2 separate regions of the Mus musculus genome follow, and region 2 is linked to region 1. The links are chromatin contacts, found by Hi-C in ENCODE. All regions are on one chromosome and are shown on one strand. Each heading gives the region's core, a stretch centred on a gene start or an enhancer-like site at or near the end of the contact. The rest is flanking DNA. Distances are from core to core; before and after follow the strand shown. Region 1 holds the start of Pcp2 (Purkinje cell protein 2 (L7)). Region 2 holds the start of Lrrc8e (leucine rich repeat containing 8 family, member E).

Region 1 (4,093 bases), core at 1,396-3,895:
AGGCTGAGTGGTTTGAGGACTATGTTGTCCAGCGTAAGGTGGGTATCAAAGTGCTTGATGGATAATTCCTGCGGAAGGGAGGGTATGAAGCACCAACTTGCTATTGAGATCCATTGTCTGCCTCTCATGAGTCAACCCTGTTGTGGATGTGGGGCTCTGGATTCTCCTGCCTTGTGTTCTCACCTGTGACTTTGTTCCACAGAGGGAGCTGTGGCCAAGAGAGAAGGAGGGTCAGGTCAGTAACCTGTTTTCCCCAAGGAGCTGAGTCACTCTTACCTAGTTGGGCTTGGAATAAAGATTTCACCCTCAGCCATAGGTAGGAAAGTGGAAGCAGCAGACTGAGTAGGAATTCCAGACTAGCCTGGGCTAGAGACCTTGTCTCCATAAAGGTTTCTTGTTGTTTGTGATGGTGTATACCTACGGACACTTGGAAGGAGGAGTAGGAGGAGTATCAGATTGAAGCTAGCCTGGGCTGCATGGGGATAGAGAGAGGGAGACAGGAGAGGAAGCTGTAATTCCAGCATTCCAGCACTCAGGAGATGGATGCAAGAGGATTGAGAATTCTGGCTATTCTCTGCCGCCTGGTGAGCTCAAGGCTAGCCTGTAGTATATGAGACCCCATCTTAAAAAGAGGGGAGGGCACAAATGGTGTCACATATTACCTTTTCCCCGAGGGATGAAGCTGAACTCACTTGTACAGTGATTGTGATTGGCATGGGGCTCCCAGTGTGGATACTGAACTCTGAAGCCAAAGGGAGGATAGTGTGAGTGAGTCCAGGCTGTGAGGCCTGTACTCTTCCTTCCTTCCCATCACACCCCTTTCCCCATTCCAGCGCCAGGAGCTAGAAGAATTTAAGCAGAAGATCCGGAAGCAGAAAGAAGAGAGACTTCTTCAAGCTGCCCAGCAGAGCTCCTGAGACCTTCAGTTCCTCAAGTCCCAGCTCCCTTCCCCACCACAGAAAATAACACACACTCAACTCTTTGTTGCTAGTGCCAAGTGTTTTATTGTTTTCAGGGGCCAGTGGGAGGCCCAGGATGGCTAGAACTCTCAAGGAGCTTGTGTCTGGGGCTGGGGGCTGCTGTTCCTGCGGAAGCTGAGTGCAGCAGGATCCTGAGGGGTGAGCAGGGGTTGAGGGCTGAGGGTCCCAGGTCGTTTCTGCATTCCATCCTGGGGATGAAGAAGGGTCAGACGGAGGGAGGGGACCAAGGAAAGTGCAAGTCAGAAGTGCCTCCAAACAATGTTTTTTTTTCGTCTGCTAATTAGGGTGGTGGTATTTGGTCAGACATTGGCCTGTTAGTGTATACCTGTAATCCCAGTACTCAAGAAACAGGCAGGAGGATTATTTTGAGTTCAAAGCTAAATACTAAAACAAACAAACAAACAGTTGAGTTGAGAAGATAGCTCAGTCATTGAAATCCTTGCTATGCTCATTTGAAGACCTGAGTTTAAGCCAGGTGTGGGTTTATGCACTTGTAATCTCAGTGCTTAAGAGTCAGGAGGATCCCAAGGGCTTCCTAGCTAGAGAGCCTGATCTACCTGGAGTTCCAGGGCACTGAAAGCTCCCAGGGCAGGAGATTGACTTCTGGCCTCCACCTGCGTGTGCACACGTGTGCCCGGAGCTCTAAACATGTATGCTAATGTACACAGACATAGGGCTGGGGCTGGAGCTCAGTTGATAGAGACTGCATCAAAGCCCTGGGTTCTATCCCTACCCACATACATCACTCATGGTGACTCACACCTGTTATCCCAGAACCCAGGATGCACATGTAGGAGAACATGCCAGCCAGAGCTACATGAAACCCTGTCTCAAAAACAATAAAGCAAAACACTCCCAAACAGAAGCCCTACTCTTCATTGATTTATAGGGGTATGCATTCATATGCCTTCCAGGAAAACTGCCTGTTTTCTCCCTGTGGCCTCTCCCAAATATACAGATGTTGGAGCAGGAACTGTAATTTCCAGCCATAGTTCTGCACTAGCATGAGTCCTGCCACCTGACCTTAAGCCCATAGCACTTTACGTGTTCATAGGGTCCTCTCCTTTCCTGCCTAGAGACAGGTCATAGATTTAGAGAGCTATGTGGAGTCTCACAGGTAATCTGGACATCACCTACCTTGGGGCCGATAGGTTGGAAGCCAGGCAGGGAATTAACTGTTACACGCTGGTCGTCCATGCGGCGGCCCTGGGTGTTGACCAGCATATCCATGAGATTGTCCATCTCTGGAGCAGGGCCACCCTCTGCTTGGAGCAGAGACAGGCAGGCATGAATACAGACCCCATCCTGAGTCCCAAGATCCACAAGATCCCAGAACCCCAGCACTCCTGCCACACACACACACACACACACACACACACACACACACACACACGGCCCAATCACGCCCTGCTTACGGCTTTCTGGGTTCTGGCCTGGCCCAGCCTGCAAGGAACAGCGCTGCTCCTCCATCCGATCGCCCTGCACGTGGGTCAGCAGGTTGAAGAAGCCTTCCTGGTCCGGTGAACCTGCCTTGGGGACAGACGTGATTGGTTTAGTTTGGTCTGTGCCTTCCCTGTCTTCCAGACAGCATCCACCCGAAACAGTGCCTGCCTTCCCATCTCTGCTCTCACCATAGTCCTCACGGGTCTGCAGAATTTCTCTAAATGAAACCTGAGTCTCCTTCCCTGACCTGCCCCTGACTCCCCCAACCCCCACCTCCCAGCCTGGGGCCCCTGCCTGCAGCACAATTTCACATGGTACTGACTCTAGGGACAGCATTCTACCACTGTCCTAGATTGAGACCAGGCTTGGGTTGATTTGGGGGGTTGGGACACTTACCAGGGAAATGGGGCTCAGAAGTGCCCCTAAATCCTAGTACCTACTATCTCTTGGGGGACAGTACTAAGAATCCATTCATTTGCCCTGAGGAGGGGCTCTTATACTCTCCTACCTATACCCCCTGTGTGTTATAGTAACTGGGTCAGGGGACTCCAGAGACTTGCTTGCTAATTAGATGCCCTATAAATGAATTAATCTTGTCAATTACAGGTGCCGAGACCTCAAGAAGCGGATGGTGGAGTCAGCCAGAGCCCTCTTACCTTGTCTAGAAGGTCTGAGCCTCCCTCTCCCTTTTCTTCTTCCTGGTCCATTGTGTATCTCTCCTATACTTTTCTCCTGGTCTCTGACCTGAGAAGGCCTTTTAAAAGGCTAGGGTGTAGGGGGAGGGGGAGCAGATATCTTCCCCCATTCCCAAATCCCCAGCTCATATCCCATCTGCTCCCACCAATGCTTAAGCCCCAGAAAGATGATCTCTAGGTAATTGTTGATCCTGACTGACGCTGAGCTGGGTGTGGGTGTGGGTAGGGCAGTGCAGGTTTGAACCTCACTAGACCCAGCCATGATCACAGGACCTTGAGGAATGTCAAGTGGGAAGAAGTCAGTACAATGTTGAAGATCAACCAACATGAGGGTGGAACCTGCAGGATGTCCCCACCCAAGCCAACCCATTCCTGCCTGTGAGTTCGTCCACTGCAAGGCAGGTGACATTTTCAGGGGGGTAGCCAAGGAAGAAGTTGGGGTCCAGGCCTCTTCCCTTAATCCCTGCACTCTCCACAGACCAACCAACCAACCCGGCTCCTGCTACCCGACCACCTGTGAAACTACCGGATGCTCCTGTTTATCTGCCCCTCAAATGCCAATTTGAGTTGTCTTCGTCTTTCATTTATGCATGGAGCAGGACAGGAAGTCCCTGACCATTTCATTGATGAGCTGTGGCTTTCTGACCATGCTCTGAGAGTCTGTTCCTATCTCCAAGATACCTTTCAGGAAACCAGTTAAGCTTCTTTTTTTCTGGGATAGTGAGGTAGTTCATGGGCTAAGAGCACTAGCTGCATTTCCAGAGTACTAGGTTTGAGTCCCAGCACCCACATAACAGCTCACAACCATCTGTAGCTTCAGTTCTAAGGGATCTATTGCTCTTCTCTGGCTTCTCTGGGCACCAGGAACACTCATGGTGTGCAGACATACATACAGGTAAAGCAGCCATACACATAAAACAAATCTTTTAAAGTGTTTAGATAAATAAAGTTAAAAAGTTAATTTTCTTTCACTTG
Region 2 (3,799 bases), core at 630-3,129, 600 kb after region 1:
AAGCTGAGGCAAATGAATGCCAGCAGATGTTCCATAGATAGAAAGATTCTGTCTCAGAAACAAAACACACAGAGCACACACAGACACACACAGAGACACACACACATACACACACACAAACACGTTTGAAGCCATCCTAGGCTTTATATGGTGACACCCTGTTTTAAACAAAGATGAATAAAACAGGTTACTAGAGGGCATAGCTCTGTGGTAGTAAACTTTCCTAGTTTAAGAAAGACTTTAGGTTTGCTATCTAGTGCCAGAAGAAATGAAGGAGAGGAGGAGGGGAAAAGACTGCTAAACACAGAAAGGTTTGTTCTTCAGCTACCTGAAGAGTCACTCCAGGCTTAGAGAATTCCGACTCACTTCCAGTCTCTGGAGGATGAAAAAAAAAAAAAAAAAAAAAGGGTCTCACTATGTTGACCTGGTTGACCTGGAACTCTCTATTTGTGTAACAGATCCCCAGACTCTAGCACAACTGACTCCATGATGGAAGTACCATTCAAGCCATAAAATTCATCATGTAGACAGCCCCACCAGCTAAAATAAAAACAAAATCTAATCTATCAAAGTTCATAGTTCTGGGAAAGTCTCTAAGTGTGCTAACTTTGCTTTTTAGCTTCTGTAGTCTTCTCCAGTGGGTGCCCAACAGCAATGTAGACCTGTGTCTTCTTCCAAGTGCTAGATTTTTCTCTAAAAAAAAAGAGAGATTTCTTTCATTTTTAATTACGTATGTGTAAAAGAGAACAGGAGCACACAGAAGCCAGAAGGCGGCATCAAATCCTCTACGATTGTGGGTAATTGTGAATCACCAGATATGGGTGTTAGGACCTGAACTCAGGTCCTCTGTAAGAGCAATGTATACTCTTAACTCTCCAGCTTCCAAATTCTTTTCTGTGTGCATGCTCCTGCAGAGGGGTGGGGGTGGGGCATGCTCACTTTCCTCATTAATCTAAATAGGTTTCCCATTAAGAAAGTATTTTCACACTAAGAATAGAATAGATGAAGGCTCAAATTTGCCTGCCTTCAGATGGAAATAGGCAGTATTCTTGGTTTGGTGGTCTATGATGGGGAGTTGATAGTTTCTTGTGAGGCCTGGGGAGTGGTGGTGGTAGTGGTGGGATAGGATGAGTTTTTGTTTTGTCGGTTTGGTTTTTAATGAACCTTTCAGAAGCTGAAGATTTAGGCTTGCCTAGCATACACACAGCCCTAGATTCCATCCCCACCACTAAATAAACTACACATGGTGGCCCTAGCCTGTAATCCCTCAGCCTGCAAACCCTCTTGTAATCCTCTCAGGTGGTAGGGACTCTGATGCTGGAGGCAGGGGGATCAGAAATTCAAGGTCATCCTTGTCTACCTGGAGAATTTGAAACTAGTTTGAAGAGAAGGGGTGGGGAAGTAAGAAGTAGTTCCAGGCTCCCCTACCCCCTCGCCTGCATGCCCAACTCTACTACCTGGAACAGTCCAGGTTGAGGAAAAGAGTTAGTTCCTACTCCAGCCCTCCAAAATTCAGGATGGGCCACAAGCTTCAGCAGAGACAGTCAAGACCTTGGGTTAGCTTCCTGTGGCTGGGCACAGCTCCTGATGGCAGGCCAGCTCTGGAAGAGGGATAGTCCTCTGCTCTTGGTCTTCCCCTGCCGGCCGGAAGCCTGTGGTGCCTGTGCCTCCACTGAGCTTTAGTGCCAGCTGGGGATGCTTAGGGGTTGAAGGAAATTCTCCCCAGAACCACTTCGCTGACACCTGTCCAGGTGGAGCATCTACAGGATACCAGTTTGCCCCCACAGCCAGGAGGTAGAGGGACTGCAGACTTCTACAGACCCTTGTCTCAGGAATATCTCTCCTTGTTAGCGATCGCGTGGCGTGGAGTGGGGTCGACCTGATAGCGTCTGTAGTGAGGCGGGGCCGAACAATCCCGGGGGCGGGGCGGGGCGGCTCCTGGCCCAGCCCGCCCTGACTCACCCTCTCTGGCCCGCCCGGGAACTCTGCGGGAGTCCGGGTCGATCTACTCCCAGGCATCTAGAAGTTGGGCCCCGGAGTTCCATCCCTGAGCAGTGAGTAAGTAGCGGGGGCTTGGGAGGCTTTCGTCCCACCGTGTAGATCAACCTGGACCCAGGGAATGGCCCGGAGGAGTGGAGGGAGTCGCTCAGGTGTGGGTGGTTCCGTGGCCTTGGCCGGAGCAATCCCACACACATTGAAAGCCCGGGCTGGGAGAGGGGTGCGGTAATCCCCAGCTTGGCCCCAGGGAGCTGGTGTCCTGGGATCCAGGCAGTTCGGGATCAAGCGAAGGAAGAGAGATCAACAGGCAGGAGTCGACTTTGACAGTCTTTGGCAGCCTGTCCCAGCGTGGGGTGGTGGAGGTAGCTGAGAAAGACAGAGCTCATCTTCATGAGCGCCCTAAAAGCTGCAGAACCCCACCCTCACAAGCCTGCTCCCTTACATTTCAAGGTTCTTATATTTGAAGACTACAAAAAACCCTTCCAAATCCCAGCAGAATAAGCTTGGGAAGGGGCTAGCCTAGGAGTCTATAGGCCCCCAAGACTTTCCTCTAGGGGTGTCTTTCCCTTACCTCTTTATCCCCCTTGTGAGAAGTGTAGGGATTAGTTTTTCAAGAGCTTAATTTTTTTCTTTACTAGTTAGTTAGTTAGTTAGTGTGTGTGTGCATACATGCCACGGCACTCTCATCGAGGTCAGAGACAACTTGTAGTAATTGGTTCTCTCCTTCCACCTATGGGTCCCTGAGATTGCACTGAGGTCTTCTAGCTTGGCAACAGGTGCCTTTGTCCAATGAGCCACCTCCGCAGCCCTGTGTTTTGGGGTGTTGCTGTTGTTGTTGTTGGTTTGTTGGAGACAAGGTCATATAATGCTGGCCTGTTTCTAACAAGCTTGCTTGCTACACAGCTTAGGGTGAGCTCAATGTGTTGGTCGTCTTGCCTCTATCCTAAGGAGTATGATAGAGATGTGCACCCACCATTCCAGGTTTTATGAGATGCTGGGAATTGAACCCAGGGCCTGAATAAGCACTCTATCAACTAGGCCACATTCCTAGTTCTGACTTTGTATTCTAAAAGTTGAAAACTCTTCTGTCTCTTCTCGGCCCTTAGCATATGAGCTACAGCTGGGGAGACAGGCTGAGGTTGGGAACATCCCCTGCCTCCATTGCATCAGCAGGAGCAGTGCTAAGGCTTAGCTGTGGGAAGGAGCTTGCAAGATAGGAAGGGGGTGTTGGTAGATCTAGGCTACCCTGCCCACTTCTATGTGGGTGCTGGGAATATCACTCGGATCCTCGTGCTTGTGCATCAGATATTTCACTTACTGAACCATTTCCCCAAAGCGCACTCCTTACATACATAGAGGCTGCATCTCAATGAGGGGTGCTTTCAGTGGGTGGAAACAGAGTTGGTGCCATCAAACAGGAGGTAGACTTTGGCTGGGCAGGCTCAAGTGATACTTGTAGCAGTGAAATCCTCAGCGAGTTATGTTCATCCTCCAAGATGAAAGGACAAAGACCCTCACACTTATACTTCCCAAACTGGGATAAAACTCAGCATTAGGCTAGACATGGTGGCACACCTCTGTAATCCCAGTACATTTTCGGTTCATCTTGTTCTACATAGCCAGCACCAGCCTAGACAAGGCTACATAGTAAGACCTTGTTTCAAAAAACTTGAGGGATACAAGAGGGCTGGAGGGTGGACCAGTGGGTAAAGTGCTTGCTGCAAAGGCAGGCGCACCTGAGTTTGCATCTCATGCCCACATTAAAGGAACTCTAGCCAACCTGAGCATGGCAAGCATGGCT

The links. A loop is a pair of places that touch in the nucleus more often than their neighbours do.
Region 2: a loop to region 1 is called in a map of T-helper 1 cell, with 2.3 times the contacts of the local background. The contact joins the promoter of Lrrc8e here to the promoter of Pcp2 in region 1. A Hi-C loop is called at or near these places in 2 of 37 maps with a recorded cell type or tissue (T-helper 1 cell and T-helper 17 cell).

What each region holds. Positions count from the first base shown.
Region 1 is chr8:3,622,391-3,626,483 of GRCm38, forward strand. Pcp2 (Purkinje cell protein 2 (L7)) reads right to left here and starts at 2,646. Exons shown (of 4, transcript NM_001129804.2): 1 at 2,612-2,646; 2 at 2,396-2,510; 3 at 2,118-2,242; 4 at 979-1,168. The coding sequence starts at 2,614. The coding sequence ends at 1,049. It overlaps Pet100 (PET100 homolog), which reads left to right. Exons shown (of 4, transcript NM_001195244.1): 2 at 1-38; 3 at 203-235; 4 at 834-1,845. The coding sequence ends at 917.
Region 2 is chr8:4,224,948-4,228,746 of GRCm38, forward strand. It overlaps Lrrc8e (leucine rich repeat containing 8 family, member E), which reads left to right and starts at 1,880. Exons shown (of 3, transcript NM_028175.2): 1 at 1,880-2,058.